Linked DNA regions of Homo sapiens: region 1 is linked to region 2. Evidence: chromatin loops called from intact Hi-C (ENCODE). Cell type or tissue: heart right ventricle. All regions are shown on one strand. Each heading gives the region's core, and the rest is flanking DNA. Links, peaks and the distances in the headings are about the cores only. Region 1 overlaps ZFAND3 (zinc finger AN1-type containing 3). Region 2 has its middle 9.8 kb from the start of ZFAND3-DT.

What was found. A loop is a pair of places that touch in the nucleus more often than their neighbours do. Peaks named below come from ENCODE experiments on the same cell type or tissue, not always from the same donor. Only the 100,000 strongest peaks of a DNase experiment are listed, where the experiment ranks them.
Region 1: it touches region 2 in a loop (1.9-fold over the local background); 46 of 110 quality-filtered maps call a loop at or near these places.

What each region holds. Positions count from the first base shown.
Region 1 is chr6:37,859,211-37,862,129 of GRCh38, reverse strand. All of the region lies in intron 1 of ZFAND3 (zinc finger AN1-type containing 3), which reads right to left. Among named protein-coding and RNA genes, the nearest start is that of ZFAND3, 41 kb to the right of the region's middle. In heart right ventricle, for the core only: a CTCF peak has its summit at 1,696 (motif pointing right); no DNase peak of the experiment used is centred there.
Region 2 is chr6:37,808,101-37,811,019 of GRCh38, reverse strand. No RefSeq gene overlaps it. Among named protein-coding and RNA genes, the nearest start is that of ZFAND3-DT, 9.8 kb to the left of the region's middle. In heart right ventricle, for the core only: no CTCF peak of the experiment used is centred there; a DNase peak (open chromatin) is centred at 1,646.

The DNA of each region.
Region 1 (2,919 bases), core at 315-2,814, 51 kb before region 2:
AAGTAAACATATAAAAAAGTAAACAGAAATCAAAACATAACTTAAAAAATAAAATTTTCTTAGGCTATTTCCTCTTTGAGCACATTTTTAAAAAATAATTCTGAAGTCATAGCCCAACTTAATAAGAAAGAATGTTATGAATCAATTATTCCATTTGCATCAGTGACAACACTGGGAAAGATTATAAGAAAATGCTTATGATGCAGAGCAGCAAAACACATACAACATATTTTCTATTTCTACTTGAAATAGTTCAATAAGCTTACAAGGCTCTAAAAACAGTGAAATATTAGAATAAAGCTCCAGTTATCCATATGTAATGCTTAAAAAGAAGTATTTCTAAGTAAATTTTGGAGTGTGAAAACCACACATCATAATACATAAGGCTCTGTGGTACTAACCAACTCTCTCTGAAGTTATTGCTAGAGGAGCACAGACTTATTTGCAGCCAGATATATGGAGGATGAAAACCTAGAAGTTTCATAATTCTTTCATAATATTTCATAATAGTTTTAACCCCTGTAAGTCTTACTTTCTTCACCTGTGAAATGTAGACACTCATACCACACCAGAAGATTAATGCTGGGATCAAATCAAGTAAGTACGTAAAGCCCCTGAAACAGTTCTTTTTTCACTGTACCCTTAATAAATTACACTAATTTCCTACTCGTCTTTTTTATCATGTTGTCCCCTCAGCCTGGAATGCCTGTCCTTTTCCTCCCCGCTCCTGTCTACCTAGACCACATCATTTCTTCAGTGTCCTTTTCTAGTCACTCTTGATACCCACTTTATCTACAACACTATGATAGCCTTTCTCATCTTTGAAATCAAACTGTTTACTTTCATCATGCTATTTTTTTATTTTTATTTTTTGAGACACAGCCTAGCTCTGTCGCCCAGGCAGGAGTGCAGTGGCACGATCTTGGCTCACTGCAACCTCCACCTCCCAGGCTCAAGCAATTCTCATGCCTCAGCCTCCCAAGTAGCTTAGATTATAAGAGTGTGCCACCATGCCTGGCTAATTTTTTTATTTTTAGTAAAAACAGGGTTTCACCATGTTGGCCAGGCTGGTCTTGAACTCCTTGCCAAGTGATTTGCCCGCCTGGGACTCCCAAGTGCTAGGATTACAAGTGTGAGCCACCACGCCCGGCCTTATGCTATTTAACTAGACATTGCTCTCATTTTTATTTAACATTTCACTGGCATATGGTACAGATTTCCAGCAGAGAAGCTTTAAGGCTTCATGGAGTACCATATCTCATCCTTCTACATCCACCTCAACACCTATCAGTGCTTTACAGAAACTAAGCCACATCCCATAAATGAATAAATGATCAAATAAAGGCACAGAAATTACAAGTTGTTCTGTTTGAAAAAAAAAAACTGGGTGAAAAAGGTACCTGATGTGGCCGTCACAAACAGAGAAGAGTAAATATATGGTATATAGTGTTAACTAAAATCTAAACCTACTTAAAAAAAAAAAAAAAAAAAACTAAGTGAATATCCCCTTGGCACTAAACATCACTGCAAACAAGTCCAAATGAGGAAAGACATAATGCAATCAATTTCTTACTCAAAATGATACCCCCTATAACTTTAGCCACTTCTACAGAGAATAAAAAATTTGACAGATATTCTCAGGTCTGAATTAGGATTCTGCTTTTCCTAACTCACTGTCTTCCTAAAAAGTCAGCCAGCAGGGGGAGTGCAAATTCATTAACATCATAGTCACAAAATACTTATGGCTAACAAATTTTTGAAATTCTGGAATTTCTTTTTAAGTCAAACTTCTGAATATAAGCCACAAAAACTACTGGAGGCCATGCATTTTAAAACCATAATATTTTATAATATTATTCCTCTTTACTATGTAAGTACTCCATAAAACTGCCACTTCTTACCTCAGGTCCTTTTGGGTTTACAGGTACATTCCAAAAAAAAAAAAAAAAAACTCTTTTTGGCCTGGCACGGTGGTTCACGCCTGTAATCCCAGCACTTTGGGAGGCCGAGGCGGGTGGATCACCTGAGGTCAGGAGTTCGAGACCTGGTGAAACCCCACGTCTACTAAAAAATACAAAAAAAAAAAAAAAATTAGCTGGGCGTAGTGGCAGGCTCCTGTAATCCCAGCCACTTAGGAGGCTGAGGCAGGAGAATCACTCAAACCCAGGAGGTGGTGGTTGCAGTGAGCCGAGATCACGCCACTGCACTCCAGCCTGGGTGACAAGAGCAAGAGTCTATCTCAAAAAAAGAAAGAAAAAAAAAAAAAACCCACTCCAGCCTGGGCAACAGAGCTAGACTCTATCTCAGGAAAAAAAAAAACCCTTTTTAAAGACAGAAAAATAAATCATTATTCATCAAAATTCAAATGACAATGGAGAAAAGCTACTACATTCTAAAATGTTACACAAACTGATTGAGGTACAAGGCCAGTCCCACAATATTTGCAAGCCATTCATGAATTCAATCCTCACCTATCACTGAAATCAAAGCCTCACCTGAAGGTCTCCAGCCTGCTGCTATCATGCCCCTCCCCAATAAGCAAACATTAATTTTTAGCTCATGACCATAAGATATGAAAATAGACCATAAGATCAGAAAATTGGTAGGTAGAAATTATGTATTTTGTAACATACAATATACTATTTAAAGAGCAACAAAGTCTCTGGTGACAACTACAGACAATCATAGCTACAGATGGTATGGAAGAGCGATGAAGAGAAGAAAGGGTTCAGCAACAGAAGATATTACAGGCCAAGTCCAAATTGCCAAACACAGAACACTGAAATAAAATTTAAGCAAAAGTGTGCCAGGATCATCTGTCTTTAATAGAAAGAATCAATGAGATGGATAGAATCTAAACATAAATTTTCTCTGTTCAGCTAAAAAGTACTAGTATATACATTAACATACTTGATCCTT
Region 2 (2,919 bases), core at 256-2,755:
AACACAGTGAAACTCTGTCTGTACCAAAAATACAAAAAATTAGCCAAGAATGGTGGCACATTCCCATAGTCCCAGCTATCCGGGAGGCTGAGGCAGGAGAATCGCTTGAACTCGGGAGGTGGAGGTGGCAGTGAGCCGAGATTGCACCACTGCACTCCAGCCTGGGTGACAGAGCAAGACTCCGTCTCAAAAAAAAAAAAAAAAAAGAATTTCAATGCCACTTAACGTTCATTGTATATGGCCAAACTTCCCTCCAGAAAGCTCATACCAATTTACACTCCCTCCAATAGTGAATGAGAAAGCAGATTTCCCCATACCTCCGTAGCCTGGAGATATCATCATTCTCTTTAATCATTGCCAATGCAAAGGTAAAAAATGGCACATAATAGATGTTTTAATTTGCATTTTGGGAGTTATTAATGAGGTCTGGGTTTTTTAATGTATATAAATATACCATTTGAATTTGAATTTACTTTTATATGGCATTATCTGTTTATGTCCTTTGTCCGTTTTTCTACAGGAGCTTTTTTTTTTCTTATTTAGCTTAAGATATTAATGTTGGTTTATTTTATTTTATTTTATTTTATTTTATTTTATTTTATTTTATTTTTTGAGACAGAGTTTTGCTCTTATCGCCCAGGCTGGAGTGCAATGGCACGATCTTGGCTCACTGCAACCTCCGCCTCCTGGGTTCAAGCGATTCTCCTGCCTCAGCCTCCTCAGTAGCTGGGATTACAGGCGCCTGCCACCACACCTGGCTAACTTTTTTACTTTTTGTAGAGACGGGTTTCACCATGTTGGCCAGGCTGGTCTTGAACTCCTGACCTCAAGTGATCCGCCCACCTCGGCCTCCCAAAGTGCTGGGATTACAGGCATGAGCCACTGCGCCCAGCCATTAATGTTGGTTTTAAGAATATTAACTCATTGTCATATGCACTGCAAATTCTTTCTCTGTCATTTGTCTCTTAATTGTATCTAGGAATTTTGATTTTCTTTATTATTATTATTATTATTATTATTATACTTTAAGTTTTAGGGTACATGTGCACAACGTGCAGGTTTGTTACATATGTATACATGTGCCATGTTGGTGTGCTGCACCCATTAATTCGTCATTTACATTAGGTATATCACCTAATGCTATCCCTCCCTCCTCCCCCCACCCCAGAATAGTCCCCAGTGTGTGATGTTCCCCTTCCTGTGTCCATGTGTTCTCATTGTTCAATTCCCACCTATGAGTGAGAACATGAGGTGTTTGGTTTTTTGTCCTTGCGATAGTTTGCTGAGAATGATGGTTTCGGAATTTTGATTTTCAAGATATCTAAAATGCAGTTGAAATATGTGAATTAACCTTGGCTAATGTTTGAATTGCCTACATGGGCACTCTTTTTTAAGTCCTCTATTTGTTGCTTAAAGGCAAAAAAGAAAAGGAGAAAATTAAAGGGGGAAAGACAGGATATTGCAGGGATTGGGGAGCAGGCAGCTGAGAGAAATCTTGCCCCCACAGCCTGCCCCATCCCACCTCATCTCAAGCGGGCTCAGCTTAGAGACCAATAAATGGCCAAGAACTTCATGAATTGGCCCAGCCCATCAGGCTTGATGCCAGCCCTGAGCTCCCTGGGGTGAACCATCCAGGACACGTGCCCCAGCCTTCCCCGTTCTTGTCTAGAGGTTTTAAAAAAGCAGCCAGAAGCCACAGCCAGGCTGCCATGTAACTCTGAGATCCCAGAGACTGGCCTGAAGTTTTTTATCAAGTCCCTTGCTTGTTTGTACAGATCATTTCTAGGGGTGAATGCACCATGTGTGGCTGGGATGGACTCCAAGAACTGACTCGAGGAGAAGAACCAAGGCTGTTTGTGAAAAAGAGAGTTTTAGGATAAAACGGTTAGAATTCATTATTAGGGTGAAATTAGGGAAGGAGCCAGAGTTGGGGAGGTTGGGCTTGAGAGTCAGGAGTAGACATTTGGAATGCCAGACAGAATTAGTGGCTCAAGGAAAGGCTTATGACCTGGAAAGAAGCTCAGATGTACAGGATGAAGTCGAAAGGTTAAGACTGGTGTATTCATTGCCAGGCGCGGTGGCTCACGCCTGTAATCCTAGCACTTTGGGGGGCCCAGGTGGGTGGATCACGAGGTCAGGAGATCAAGACCATCCTGGCTAACACGGTGAAACCCCACCTGTACTAAGAAAACTTAGCCGGGCGTGGTGGCAGGTGCCTATAGTCCCAGCTACTCGGCAGGCTGAGGCAGGAGAGTGGCATGAACCTGGGAGGCAGAGCTTGCGGTGAGCCAAGATCGCGCCACTGCACTCCAGCCTGGGCAACAGAGCGAGACTCAGTCTCAAAAAAAAAAAAAAAGATTGGTGTGTTCGTTTGGGTTTCCCCAGAAGCTGAGCCTGAGATAAGGATTGAGGGGTACAGAGAACACAGCTGGGGATGGCAAGGTGGCCAATAAAGGGTGTATCATCGAGCCAGTTATCATTGGGAGTGACTGTGCAAAACCTCACATTAAAGCCATCCCATCTGAGGAGTCGGGGGAGGTGGCACACTGAGTTTTATATACCCACTTCCATCAATAGTTGACATAGATCATTGCACTTCAGCCTGCCTTTGCAGGCAAAACAGGCTTCTCTGGTTTCAGAGAAAACCCTCAGGCAAAGACATGCAGAGACGGGCCATTGGAATTTGGTGGGATCACTGAAGTGGTAAGGGCTGAGGGATACGGACCAGACTGGCATCTACAGTGTCTCCTATACCTGGAGACAATGTGTGTGTGTAGATTTGAGAGATGTGATATTTGCTAAAATTATCCAGGGGTTTCTTCCTAAGGTCATGATTAATCAGGTAAGGCTAGTTGTCTTCTGATTAGGAGTAAAGGAGCAGACTTGAGGTTATAACTGAGATTAGAGAATTAGAGTTCT